Regions from separate parts of the Homo sapiens genome. Here all the other regions are linked to region 1. A link is a contact called in ENCODE Hi-C or POLR2A ChIA-PET data. All regions are on one chromosome and are shown on one strand. Each heading gives the region's core, a stretch centred on a gene start or an enhancer-like site at or near the end of the contact. The rest is flanking DNA. Distances are from core to core; before and after follow the strand shown. Region 1 holds the start of STC2 (stanniocalcin 2). Region 2 has its middle 16 kb from the start of C5orf47. Region 3 has its middle 30 kb from the start of DUSP1. Region 4 overlaps CPEB4 (cytoplasmic polyadenylation element binding protein 4).

What was found. A loop is a pair of places that touch in the nucleus more often than their neighbours do. ChIA-PET counts read pairs that join two places held with the same protein, here RNA polymerase II (POLR2A). Pooled maps may share reads with other maps.
Region 2: a loop to region 1 is called in a map of gastrocnemius medialis, with 2.9 times the contacts of the local background. The contact joins the enhancer-like site here to the promoter of STC2 in region 1. A Hi-C loop is called at or near these places in 2 of 168 maps with a recorded cell type or tissue (chondrocyte and gastrocnemius medialis) and 8 of 50 pooled maps. POLR2A ChIA-PET finds 5 or more read pairs at or near these places in 6 of 52 experiments (Caco-2, H1, HepG2 and 2 more).
Region 3: a loop to region 1 is called in a pooled map of right cardiac atrium, with 2.6 times the contacts of the local background. The contact joins the enhancer-like site here to the promoter of STC2 in region 1. A Hi-C loop is called at or near these places in 2 of 50 pooled maps. POLR2A ChIA-PET finds 5 or more read pairs at or near these places in 2 of 52 experiments (Caco-2 and H1).
Region 4: a map with no recorded cell type shows a loop between it and region 1 (4-fold over the local background). The contact joins the enhancer-like site here to the promoter of STC2 in region 1. A Hi-C loop is called at or near these places in 1 of 37 single-sample maps with no recorded cell type. POLR2A ChIA-PET finds 5 or more read pairs at or near these places in 4 of 52 experiments (H1, HepG2, MCF 10A and 1 more).

The regions. Positions count from the first base shown.
Region 1 is chr5:173,326,740-173,330,133 of GRCh38, reverse strand. It overlaps STC2 (stanniocalcin 2), which reads left to right and starts at 1,720. Exons shown (of 4, transcript NM_003714.3): 1 at 1,720-2,091. The coding sequence starts at 1,941. LOC124901137 (a long non-coding RNA gene) reads right to left here and starts at 1,535. Exons shown (of 2, transcript XR_007059056.1): 1 at 383-1,535. RefSeq lists a silencer at 307-526.
Region 2 is chr5:173,971,180-173,974,584 of GRCh38, reverse strand. No RefSeq gene overlaps it. Among named protein-coding and RNA genes, the nearest start is that of C5orf47, 16 kb to the left of the region's middle. RefSeq lists an enhancer at 1,314-1,393. Within about 2 kb of position 1,509, at least 13 of the 41 ENCODE cell types and tissues checked have a DNase peak (open chromatin) inside an H3K27ac peak, as active enhancers do; they include gastrocnemius medialis, where a contact is called at or near this core.
Region 3 is chr5:172,739,176-172,742,350 of GRCh38, reverse strand. No RefSeq gene overlaps it. Among named protein-coding and RNA genes, the nearest start is that of DUSP1, 30 kb to the left of the region's middle. Within about 2 kb of position 1,395, at least 22 of the 41 ENCODE cell types and tissues checked have a DNase peak (open chromatin) inside an H3K27ac peak, as active enhancers do.
Region 4 is chr5:173,953,367-173,956,488 of GRCh38, reverse strand. CPEB4 (cytoplasmic polyadenylation element binding protein 4) reads right to left here. Exons shown (of 10, transcript NM_030627.4): 10 at 1-579. The coding sequence ends at 352. Among named protein-coding and RNA genes, the nearest start is that of C5orf47, 34 kb to the left of the region's middle. Within about 2 kb of position 1,293, at least 6 of the 41 ENCODE cell types and tissues checked have a DNase peak (open chromatin) inside an H3K27ac peak, as active enhancers do.

The sequences.
Region 1 (3,394 bases), core at 471-2,970:
CTGAAGACGCCCTCCCCACCCCCTCCTCTCCTTCCTTCCGACTCAGGAGAGCTCGACACGCCGGATAGCTGCGGCCAGCCGTGGCCATCCTGGCCCCCCGCCTCCGCCTTCCCCACTCCCGCGTGCAGCCGGGACACGGGAAAGGAAAGCTTTGGAAGTCAAGCGCCGGCCAAAAGATGACCTGCCCGCGTGTCTCCTCGCCCCCTCCCCCAGCCGTGTCACATGGCGGCCCCAACCAGGCGGGCAGTGCGCCCCGCCGCGGAGACCCAGGGCCGCGTCGCCTGGGCAGTGGGTGATGAAACTTCCCAGGCGCATTACCGCAGAGGGCGCGGGCGGGGCGCGGGGCGGGGGTGGGGGATCGAGAGCTGGTACCGGGGCTCACCTGTTCTCCAGGAGGAGGGTGGGGACGGGGGGAGGGGCGAGTGCGCGCCAACGCCGGGTGCGTGCCCTGGGGCGCTTGGGCGCGGCGCTCGTGTCCCCGCCCTCCCCCAGCCCTGCGAGCCCCCCGAGCTGCGCCGTGGGGTGACGGGACCGAGAGCAGTTCCTGTCCCCGGCCCCGGCGCGGGGGAGACGTGAGCGTGCACACGTACACACACAGCAGGGGAAGAGGCGCTCCAAGCGGCGCCCAACTTTCTCCTTCCCTCCACGGGCCGGGTGAGAAAGTAGCCGGGGGCTATCCCGACCCGGCGGTTCTTGGGGAGGGGGCCGAACAAGAAAAGGGAGGAGATGGAGATAACTTCCCCGGATTTAGCTTTTTTGTCTTTGTTTTTGTTCTCACCACTTCCATCGGATGACTGGAGAGTAAAAGGGAACCCGGAGCGGGGTGGCGAGCAGCGCTTTGAGAAAATGCAGGAGTGTGTTTGGAGACGCGTAAAGTTGCCTTTCAAGCTCTGGCCTCCGGGCACGCGATGCTCCGCGGCGGGCTGACTCAGGGCTGCCTTGGGCCTCCCTGCCACCCTCCTGGAAATGATGCAAGTCCTGACTGTCACCTGGATCCCTGCAGCCCAGCCTGGAATGCGTCTGGATTAGGGGAAAGACGAGAAACGACACTCCAGGTGTTGCACGGCCCACCAAAGCGGGAAGATAGGGCAGTTGCTCAGACCAAATACTGTATCTAGTGCTTCTGCTCCTATCTTCAATCGTGGGGTTCTTTTTAATGCAAAGTGTCACAAGGCCAGGAATTCCCATGTGTGCTCAGTTGGCCCACAGCATCATTGTGCCTAGGAAACTGCTTCAATTTATCAAGTCCTCTGGGCTGGGAATCTCACTGAATTCCAAACGGCGGAAAGAGGAAACTTTCCCAACCCGATGTGGGTGTGACGCGAGCCAGGGGCCCCAGGGACACTGTCCCAGAGCACACCGTCCCCCTTTAACAGCAACTGGAGCTTGGATTCGCTCTTATATTGTACAGTCCTTTCGACCATTGCCCTGGAGCACCCGCACACGCGCACGCATCTCCGGCCGCGCTCACACACACTCATACACACGCACGCAAACGCGTGGCCGCCGCCAGGTCGGCAACTTTGTCCGGCGCTCCCAGCGGCGCTCGGCTTCCTCCTGTAGTAGTTGAGCGCAGGCCCCGCCTCCCGGCCGTGTTGTCAAAAGGGCCGGGGTCTCGGATTGGTCCAGCCGCCGGGACAACACCTGCTCGACTCCTTCATTCAAGTGACACCAGAGCTTCCAGGGATATTTGAGGCACCATCCCTGCCATTGCCGGGCACTCGCGGCGCTGCTAACGGCCTGGTCACATGCTCTCCGGAGAGCTACGGGAGGGCGCTGGGTAACCTCTATCCGAGCCGCGGCCGCGAGGAGGAGGGAAAAGGCGAGCAAAAAGGAAGAGTGGGAGGAGGAGGGGAAGCGGCGAAGGAGGAAGAGGAGGAGGAGGAAGAGGGGAGCACAAAGGATCCAGGTCTCCCGACGGGAGGTTAATACCAAGAACCATGTGTGCCGAGCGGCTGGGCCAGTTCATGACCCTGGCTTTGGTGTTGGCCACCTTTGACCCGGCGCGGGGGACCGACGCCACCAACCCACCCGAGGGTCCCCAAGACAGGAGCTCCCAGCAGAAAGGCCGCCTGTCCCTGCAGAATACAGGTAAGTGCATGTGCCCCCGCAGCCGGGAGCTACTGGGAGAGGACACCGTGCACCCACGCGGCGCGCCCCAGGCGTTTCGCCGGGAGCCAGGCGCCCACCCAGGGCCACGCAAACTCTTGGGATGGCACGGGACGTGCAAAGGGAAGCGCGAGGCAAGGCGAGGTCCGCGCCGGGCTCCGAGGGCCCGGAATCTGCACGTGCTAGCAGGGTGATGAAATGGCTGGGGCAGGACTTGTTGCTGTCCTCCCCAGGGTCGAGGGGAAATGAAGCAGCGTCTGACGCTGCCAGCGCCAGCCCCCGCCCCCGAATCCCGGGTCCGGTGCAAAGCGCGCTTCATCCCGGCCGGCACGCGGGAGGCCCAGAGGGTCCCCGGAGCTGGGCTGCGCCCTGCGCCCGGAGAACTTCTCTTCCTGGCCTGCCGGCCTCAGTAAGGGTGCCGCGTCTTCCCCCTCCTCAAAAGATGCCCGACATCCCAGAACTTTGCCGGCGAGACAAATGGCATTGCGAACTTTCCCCCTGGGGGCACTGCTTTCGGAAGGGAGCGTGAGGGCAGCGCAAAGCGTACCTCCGCGGTGCTGCCGCCATCCCCAGCTCCTGGCCAGGTCAGCAAGCCAAGAAATGGTGACACGACCCGAACCGTGCGCCTCCTCTGCTCTACCGGCTCTTGGCTCACCGGCAAGCTGCAAAGCAGAGCCAGGCGTGCAGGGCACGGGGCTGGCCCTTTTCCCAGCTCGGAAAGAGAAAGAAAATCTGCCTACAGCTCCTTCGCTCCACGACCCCTCCCCCGACTTTGGGGGGCCGTGTGAACGCGGCAGCGGCGGCGTGCGTGCGCTCACCGCACGAGCTGGAATGCACGAGTGCCCATTAGGGACGCCCCAAGTGAGTGAATGGCGGCCCTGTGCGGTCCTGCCCCGGCGGCGCGTGGGGTCTTACGGATCCTGTCGCCTCCACATGCTGGGGCCGGCACCCCCACCACCCCGAGACCCTCGCCCACCCTCCCCCTCCTCTGGCGCTTCCTCTGAGAACTGAACCTGATTCTCGGTGGTCGGTGACCCTCAACAATACACGCCCCTCATTCTCTGGCTAGATTTAATCTGATGCGGGTTATCTGCTCCGACCCCGCCCTTCTTCCAAAATATACTTTTCTGATGTAATTTTGTGGTTGATTTAAATCAGAGACTTGGGTAGTGGAAAGGGAGGGAAGAGGCTTTGCACGCTGCAGCCTGACAGTTAACTCCCTCCGTCTGCCCCTTCCGAGAGAGGACTGGGGGCCACATTCGGTGAAGGGCTGCAAGCTTCCTCC
Region 2 (3,405 bases), core at 260-2,759, 640 kb before region 1:
GTTTTGGCCTGTCCATATGGAACAGTCACAGAGCTGTCTCACTGTCCCAGTCACCTGGGGCCTTCCCTGTTCTCCACGAGAGTCAGCATGCGGGGCTGCTAACAGGATGCCCAGCAGGATGACACGAGAGCCTGATAAGTGAGGGTGCACCCAGCTTACACCTTCTCACGGTGCAGATCTCAGCCTAAAGGCCCCTCTTGGGAGCTGCCATCCTGGACCCCTCTCTCCAAAGCAGCTCTGTCCTTGCGCCTTCCCTCACACATTGTCTCTACCATGCTCTGAAATTCTCTTATTTACTGTGTACTTGTTTATTGTCACCCTCCCCCACCTCAGCCTCATATCAGCACCTGCCCCCCTACCACCACCACCACCACCACCAGCCTCTTGGGACTCGAGTGTTCTGGTAAGAGGGGGAGAGGACTGTGGCTTATCTCAACACTTAGACATCATCTCCAGCATCTCCTTCACCTGCAGCAAGGGGCCAACCCTCAGTACCAGCGTGCGCCACCTCCACTGTTTCCCCAAAGTCTGCCCACTCCCGAGGTGGGGAAGCTCCTATGGCACTGCATCCCATCCCAGAATATGCTTATTACAAATTATAATCACCTGTGTACAAGTCTACCTCCCCAAGGAGACCATGGGGCCGGAACGTGCCTTTTCTGTTCATTCAAGTGTTCATGCCTGTCTCTCTCACCTGATAAGGCGAGGAGGAGTTTCTGCTCACTAGTCCTTCCCCCGCCCCCGTGGGCCGCAGAGCACCTGACACCATCCAGAGGTTCCCGTGGCTCCAGGCTTCTCTCCATGCTACCAGCCAATTTCTGAGCCCTGTCTCTGAGCCAGACCCGTGCTCGGTATGTACATGGAGTGCGTTATTCCATCCTTACGACCTAGGAGACAGGAACTGCCAATTCTGTGAGGTAGGGGCCGTGAGCCTCGTTTTACAGATAAGAAGGAGGAGGCACAGGAGAGGTTAAGTCGCTCAGCCAAAGTTACGGCAGGGAAGTCCCGGGGCAGGGACTCAAACCCAGGCTGTGTGGCTCTGGCTGCCACAGCCTGAGCCCCTATTCGAGACCGCGCCAATCACAGCATCCGTCACACTGTGTTATGGTTGTTTCTCTCTTCCCCTCCACGGAGCTTCTCCCGGAGGGAGACAGTCGACCAGAAGAGTGAAGAATGCAGGAAGGGCTGATTGGAAGCGGGGAGCCTTTGTCTTGCTCAGCTGACATTGTCCACCAGGTGGCAGTCACAGCTCCCGGATAAAGTCGTCCCTTTTCATCTCCCCCCTTCCCCTTTAAGAAGGAAACCCTTTTTTTCCCCCGACGCCGCCTCCCTCAATTTTTATTATTACCAAGAAGTGAAGTGAGTAGCCTCAACTCAAAACACGACTCCCTGCCTGAGCTTTTTGAAAACGGCACGTGGAGAAGGTGCGTCTCCAACCCCCGTGAGCCGCGGCGCAAGCGGAGAGAGGCAGGCGGGCTTGGGGGTGCGCAGCCTGGGAGCCCAGGATCCATGACGTGAGATGGAATTTCAGCCCACAAAAGAGGTGACTGGCTCCTCCCTCCCCACCCCTCATCAAACAGCTGCAGGAGCGCAGTTAACCAAACGGTGCATATTCCTAGTCATGAATTCCATTTGGCCAGCAGCAGGTCTGGGACATATGGTCCCCTGAGGACACCTCGGGGATGGCTGTCAGGAAAGGGCCTACCCACCTCATCTGCCTGAAATGCTGTTCCTTCACCCTCCGCTAGTTCTGCCACAGCTTCTGGCAGCTTCCATTGTGTTCCCAAGAGTGGAAAGGGGACTGATTCGGGGGGAGTGGGGAGCCGGAACACACCTTGCTCCTAAGTCCCCTAACTTTCAAAGTGCTAACCCCAGGACTGCTCTGTGAGGGAAAGAGGCCCAGGCCAATTCTATGTGTTGAGGGGAAGAGAGATTTCCTTTTTTATAATAAACAAATTGTGGGCCGGGTGCGGTGGCTCACGCCTCTAAATTCCAGCACTCTGGGAGGCCGAGGCGCGCGGATCACCTGAGGTCAAGAGTTGGAGACCAGCCTGGCCAACATGGCGAAACTCCGTCTCAACTAAAAATATAAAAATTAGCCAGGTGTGGTGGCGGGCGCCTGTAATCCCACCTGTTCAGGAGGCTGGGGCGGGAGAATCGCTTGAACCTGGGAGGCAGAGGTTGCAGTGAACCGAGATGGCGCCACTGCACTCCAGCCTGGGCGACAGATCAAGACTCCATCTCAAAAAAAAAAAAAAAAAAAACCACACACAGAAATTGATATATTTTAAATGTGTATGTTAAACAAATAAATAAATGCTATTAACCCTCAAAGTACAATGTAACATCCTTGTGCTCTTGTTGAGAATTAGGGGAAGATTGGATTCTTTGTGGGTTACCACAGAGGGTGTGATAATGGTACCAAGTTGAAAGGTGTTCAGGGCTCAATGCTATGATACCAGGCAGTGGAGCTCTATGGCTATTGTTCAGCCTTCAGATAATGTCAGCTGTCTCCATTTTCAGTCCTTTGTGAATGAAAGGACCCTGGGCCCAGGGGACCTGGCCCAACCCTGAAGGAATGGGAGGGCCCCACCCCTACAGGGAACTGAGATACAATTCTCTAGACCTGGTAGCAGGAAAACTGAGTGTTTCCTCCCTCCCCCTGCTGCCTCCACACCACAAAACCAACACAGACACACACCTGGGTTTTGCGCCCAGTCTCTTAATTAAGTTGCCTGCATCATCACTTCCATCTCATTTTCCTTCCAGAACCGCCCTTCCCGCCCCCGCCAAATTAGAGCACCGCTTGATCAGAATTAGAGTCTGTTTCATGCAACTAAGTATTAATACCACTCCTTACTTGTTGAAGCAGGATCTCATACCCTTTCAGATAAGCAAAGAATTTCAATGAGACTTCAGAGGACAGGGAGGGGATTGGGGTAACAGTCTCCCTTTGTAATCGATACCTTCCTTTTGAAGGTTCTGTGTGTCTAGGCAGGATTAGAACTGGCCTTGTTTCCTTCTGACTTCATGAAAGTTTTGCCTTTGCTGAAGTGTTCCAAGGGAACGAGATTAGTAATGCGTTGTAAATTGTGTTTCCTCCCAAAATAGTAGGGCACGTGGGACTTTGCCAACTCTCAAGTCACGCGCACGTGTCTTCCTCACTGCCCACGTTCTCTCTGACACGAAGAGCTAACGTGGCCCGGTTCTGCTGCCATCCTCCACTGACACCAGTGACACCAGCGCCACTGCTATCCCCTCCTAAGGGCTTCTCCTGCCCCACTCGGGCTCCTTTACAATCTATTCTTCCCACAGTTGTCCTGGTGATCGCAAATCAGTCCCATTCCTCCCCTGCAGCTACTCTTCACTGACTCTCCCTCTGTGTAATTAGAAATAAAATCTAAA
Region 3 (3,175 bases), core at 146-2,645, 590 kb after region 1:
AGGCTGAGGCGGGAGGATTGCTTGAGCCCACTGCACTTCAGCCTAGCAACAGAGCAAGAACCCGAGGCTGAAAAATAAACCCCAACCAAAACCACTACAGTGTTACCAGAGTGAGTGGGGGAGTCTTGCCCAGGCCCCACTGGAAGAAGTAGGGGGCAGACAGAGCAGGGCCTGAACCAGGGTTGAAGGCTGTCCTGGTCCCAACTTTCCCGTTACCTAACACCTGTCCACTCCCCACCCAGCAGCCAGAGTGAGCTTCAAAAAATGTAAATCAAATTCTGTTCCTCTGTAGTGAAAACCCCCAATGGTTTCCTGTTGCTTTTTTTTTGAGATGGAGTCTTGCTCTGTTGCCCAGGCTGAAGTGCAGTGGCATGATCTCGGCTCACAGCAACTTCCGCCTCCCAGGTTCAAGCGATTCTCCTGCCTCAGCCTCCCGAGTAGCTGGGACCACAGGCACATGCCATCAAACCCGGCTAATTTTTTTGTATTTTTAGTAAAGATGGGGTTTCACCGTGTTAGCCAGGATGGTCTCGATCTCCTGACCTCGTGATCCACCCACCTTGGCCTCCCAAAGTGCTAGGATTACAGGTGTGAGCCACCATGCCTGGCCCTGTGGCATTTAAAAAGGAAAACCTGGCCTGCCCACTGCCCCAACTTTGTTTTTTCTCCTTCCCCCTTGGCTGTGAGGCAGGAACCATGTTGGCTCATTCTCTTTCCAGATCTTCACTCAGACGGTTTGTCCTCAGCCACCTCCCCAGAGAGGCTGCCTCCCCACACCAACCACTCAATCAGAAGTTCTTCTAAGTATTCACGATCACTTCACCTTGTTTAATTTAGATGAGCAGAGCCTCTAACATTATCTAGATCTTTCTTTCTTTCTTTCTTTTTCTTTCTTTCTCTCTCTTTTTTCTTTCCCTCCTTCCCTCCCTCCCTTCCTTTCTTCCTTCCTTCTTTCCTTCCTTCCTTTCTTTCTTCCTTTTTCTTTCTTTTTCCCTCCCTCTCTCCCTCCCTCCTTTCCTTCCTTCCTTTCTTCCTTCCTTCCTTTTTCTTTCTTTTTCCCTCCCTCCCTTCCTTCCTTCTTTCCTATGTATTTTTGTTATTCTGTTAGAACAAGTACTCTTTCTTATCACTGCTGTGTCCTCAGAATAGTGCCCGGCACATAGTAGGTGTTCAATCGATTTCTGTGGCCCACACTCATGTGTAGGTGGTGCTGGGGGGCTGGGGAATGGGCTTATGCTCTGGCATCCACAACTGTGAGGTGAGCTTCTCTGAAAACAGCTGACAGATGCAGGGTTCTCCAGCTGAGCAGGCCAGGCAGCTGAAACCAAAAATGCAGACGGGATTAGTCACCCTTCGAGCCTGGTAACGCTGGCACCGAACGCACTCCCCATCCAAACACATCACAACAGTGTGGGCCCTGGTGTCTCCAGGGCCCCAGGTGGCAGCTCTGGCATTTGGGAGCTGGCAGCAGCCTGGCAGGGTGGGCACTGGGGGTGGGGGCAGTGGTGGGCGAGGAATGAGGTGGGCCAAGGGCCACAGATAGCGTTCCCTGGACTGGAGACAGGCGGTGGCAAGGGAAACTGGAGGCTTCTGAGGACAAAGCAAACCTTGAGAAAAGGAGACTTGAAGAATGAGCTCAAAGCTGTTGAAAAATAAAAATTCCACTCATAAACCAAAGCAGAACACTCGGTTGTGAAATCAATTTCCGTGACACTTGGTGTGCTTGAAAGGGGAAATTCTCTATTTTGTTTCTTTTTTGTTTTATAACAGCTTTATTGAAATATAATCACATACCATATACTTCACCCACGCAAAATGGACAATTCCATGGTTTTTCGTATATTCACAGTTGTGCAACCATCGCCACAATCAGTTTAAGAACACTTTCATCACCCCAGAAAGAAACCCCCTACCCCATCAGGAGTCACTCCTCTTCCCCTTCACCACCAGCGTAAGCAACCGATAATCCAATTATGTCTCCATAGTTTTGTCTACTCTGGACATTTTATATACATGGAATCATACAAGATGTGACCTTCTGTGACTGTTTCCTTACACCTAGCTTCATGTTCTCAAGGCCATCCATGTCATGGCATATATCAGTACTGCATTCCTTTTCAGGGCCAAATAATATTCCATCGTTGTATGAATAAACTATATTTTATTATTCATTCTTTGGTTGGTGGACATTTGGGTTGTTTCCATTTTTTTTTTGCTATTATGAAGAATGCTGCTATGAACATTTGTGAGTGTACACGTTTTTGTGTGGATGTATAATTTCATTTCTCTTGAGTATATACCTAGTATATTCCTAGGAGTGGAAATCTGTTTTCTTTTTTTTTCTTGAGACAGAGTCTCACTCTGTCACCCAGGCTGGAGTGCAATGACGTGATCTCGGCTCACTGCAACTTCTGTCTCCTGGGTTGAAGCGATTCTCCTGCCTCAGCCTCCCGAGTAGCTGGGATTACAGGCATGCGCCACCACGCCTGGCTAATTTTTGTATTTTTGGTAGAGATGGGGTTTCACCATGTTGGCCAGGGTAGTCTCAAACTCCTGACCTCAAGTGATCTGCCTGCCTTGGCCTCCCAAAGTGCTGCGATTACAGATGTGAGCCACCATGCCCGGCCACTATTTTCTTTTAAAAAGAAAAAAAAAAAAAAAGAAAACATTCCCCAAGTCAAAATACATACAGTGTGGAGTGGGTTTAAGATGTCAGTGGCAGTGGCAACAGCACAAGTGAACTTCACAAGCGTGGGAGCTGCAGCTGTGCCTGGCACATCCCGGAAGCCCAGTGAATATTTCTGAACAAATGCCCAAATGCTCACTCATTCCGTTGTCCCCAGTGAAAAGGCCCAGGGGGTAGAAATGTGACAAAAATGCTACTTGAATTTAATTGATTGTTTTGGGTTTCCTAGACAAAGATGGAGAAGCACCCCCAACCCTAGCCCCGCATGTAAGGAACTCAGTCTAGAGGGAAACGCAGACAAGTAAACCCAGCACCAGGACACAGGAAGGACAGCAGGGACTCTTTTCTGTCCTCCTCACTTTTGGCATTTCCTTCTTGAGCGAATGGCACGTCCCCTAAATTCCTGTTGTGGGCTGCCTCTTGTCTCCATGGGAGAAGCCCCAGTAGGAAGAGAAAGCACCATCTTCAGGAGGATGTTGGCCTGTACTT
Region 4 (3,122 bases), core at 44-2,543, 630 kb before region 1:
AATTTAATTAAAAACCCAAAATACTCTATTGTTTCATTTCTCTTTTAATATTTCTCTCTCTCCTCTAAGAAAATGTTGCAGGAAGTTTGGATCCTCTTGGTTTCCAGCAAAACAAGAGAATAAAACTTCCATGCAACCCGATGGCAATACGAAAAAGGAGTTCATATTGTTTGCAGTGACACAAGAATCTACAAAACACCTATATTATAGGTCATTCTTTTCATTATACTATAGTTAAGTTACAGACTGCTACAAAAGGACATGCCAGCGTGAAGAGGTTGAGGAAGGGGTCAGAATGAACAGAAGAGTGCACTTATTCTGAGGCCTGAAAATGAGCACTGCAGTTATCCTTTAGTTCCAGCGGAATGAAATATGCCGAGGGCGGTCACCGCCTTCCTTCACCAGGGGCTTGTGGAATTCCCTGCCAGCACGAGAATGGATAGCAGCCCAGCAATATTCACAGTAATACTGCAGACAGGTAACATTAGCACAGAAAAATGGAGCAAATTTCCCCCCACAACGGGCCCCCTGACATTCATCACACAGCTGATCATCCAAGACATATGGCTTAACTTCCACCTGCAATCAAAAATAAGAGTTTACATTTTTCAGTGACTAGGCCAGCAATGCTTACCATACATGTACATTTCCACCCACTATCTGAATGAATCTGTTCCAAGGTGCCCAAAGAGGAAGGACTAATTATTCATTTACTGAAATATGGATAGTTCATCTTTTAAGAACCTAGTAAGGCTTTTATTATCTATCATTTTACATTTTTTTCTTATTAAATAAACATCCTTTAAAGGAAAAAGGATTTGAGCAGACATCATGAAGTGAAGCCAACTGTTTAGACTAGAATGTTATGAGATTAAACCCACAGGAGATTATTCATAGACATAAACCCTCATTTTAATTAGTGGATCTGGATTTTTGTCATATGTGGAATCATAATTTAAACAAAATCAACTAAGATGATCCAAGTTCCACACAACTGCACTTCAATATTCAAGTTGGTGTGAAGATGCCTGACTACTGCGTCACAAGATTCTGAGCTGTCGTAAAAAGCCTGGCTCGTGGTTTCTATTTATAGTGTACACATGTTGGGTTATAATCACAAACCTGGAACTCTGTTAAAAAAAAAAAAAAAGATGCAGCCATAGGATTCACAGTCTAAAACCCTGCTTTGTTCTTTCTCAGTAAGAATGGTTCACCTGAGTCTAAAAGTCAGAGGTGAATTTCTAAAACTGGGCCTGTTCCAGCGTTCTATCGGCCAACCTGTCATGTGAACCTTTCAAGCATTAACAGTCACCTGGTTATTAATTCATCAGCTAGAAAAGAGCTGGTTATTTTTAGTCTGGAGAGATTCATGGCTGAAACTCCCTTACAGCAGGCTGTCACCAGCACTGGTGCCACCCAGCTCTGACAAGGAATCCTGACCAAGATTAGCCATGAACAAAAGGAGAAGAACATGCAGTGAGTCATGATTGTGATTCTGTGCTCCAGCCTGGGTGACAGAGTGAGACCCTCCCTCTAAAAAAAATTTTTTAACTAAAAAAATAAAAGTACAAAAGGAGAAGAAGAGTGTCACGAAGCCCAGGAAGAGCAGGCATAAGGAGAGCACTGGGCTTCTGGCCTCTAGGCTGCTCCATAATGTCTACAGAGTGACATGAACACTGGGCAAAGGATTTCATTGCAGAGGAACACAAATTCAGTCTGAATTTCTAATGACCAATCCCACAGCTCTGAAACTTATGTTGGAATAAGGCAGTGAGATGTAGGTATTTTTTAGTGTGCATAAAAAACCAAGTAGGCCAGGCATGGTGGGTGGCTCATGCCTGTAATCCCAGCACTTTGAGGGGGTGAGGCAGGTGGATCCCTTGAGGTCAGGAGTTTGAAACTGGCCTGACCAACACGGTGAAACCCTGTCTCCACTAAAAATACAAACATTTGTTGGGCATGGTGGTATATGCCTGTAATTCCACCTACTCGGGAGGCTAAGGCAGGAGAATCACTTGAACCCGGGAGGCAGAGGTTGGAGTGAGCTGAGACTGTACCACTGCACTCCAGCCTGGGTGACGGAGAGAGACTCCATCTCAAACAAACAAAGTAGGCATGTTAACATACTAATCTTGTCCCTCCCCCATGCTTAGAATAGAACAGATACTTTTCTCTTTAATAGATTCACAGTTTGTAGGATGACCACCACTATCTTAAATTTTTTTACTGCCAGTGAAGTAGACTGTACATGACATGAAACATAAAAAGCAAAAACTGCTACTGACTTGATGATTTTTACATCTTGAATTGAGAACAACACGATAAAATCAATCTATTTTAGCACAATGCCTCAGAGTGATGGATATCAAAGTCAGCATGCATGAAAGTGCCAGTGTGCCATGAAATAAAAAGGTGACCCCAAAATATAAATCAATATATTGCTTCCCTCATCAATAAAGGCTTTCTATGAAAAAAAAATCGCCAGCTGGACCAAACATTGTGCCCAGTAATGTGGTTGATTACACATTCTGGTCTAAATTCCTATCTCACTACAAACTAAGTTTACAGACTGGAGGTCAGTCCACAGGCCACACTCTGAGTAGTACTGGCAAGTGATACAGTTCTATCTGCTAGGAAATAAACTCATGAGGACAGGAACTTCTTGCCCTAAGCACTAAAACGTTTGTTGAATACATGAAACACCAAGCTAAGGAATAAATCGGTGAGAGGTGGCGGCTGTGGAAAAAGAAAAAAAAAAAAAAGAAATCTGTGAGTACAATTCATTGAGAAATAGGGCTTGCTGAGGTCTTCCCTATGTCCCAGGATTAAAAAACAAACAAAAAAAAGGGCAGGAAACCTCAAGGGCATTCCTGTTTGTATACTTGATATAACACAGAACAAAGGATTCAGTAAATATTTATTGAATGACTTACAAACTAAGTGAATGAATGGACGGATGGATTGAGATTGAATGGAAGTTAGAGAAGATTAAATTAACTCAAGTAAATTGTAGTGTTCTGATTAGGCTACTCAAAAAACTGAAAGATAAAAGAAATTCATAGGACATTATTTCATGTATTATAGACCATAATTAACTCTATAGGCAAAATTGTCAGCTGTCA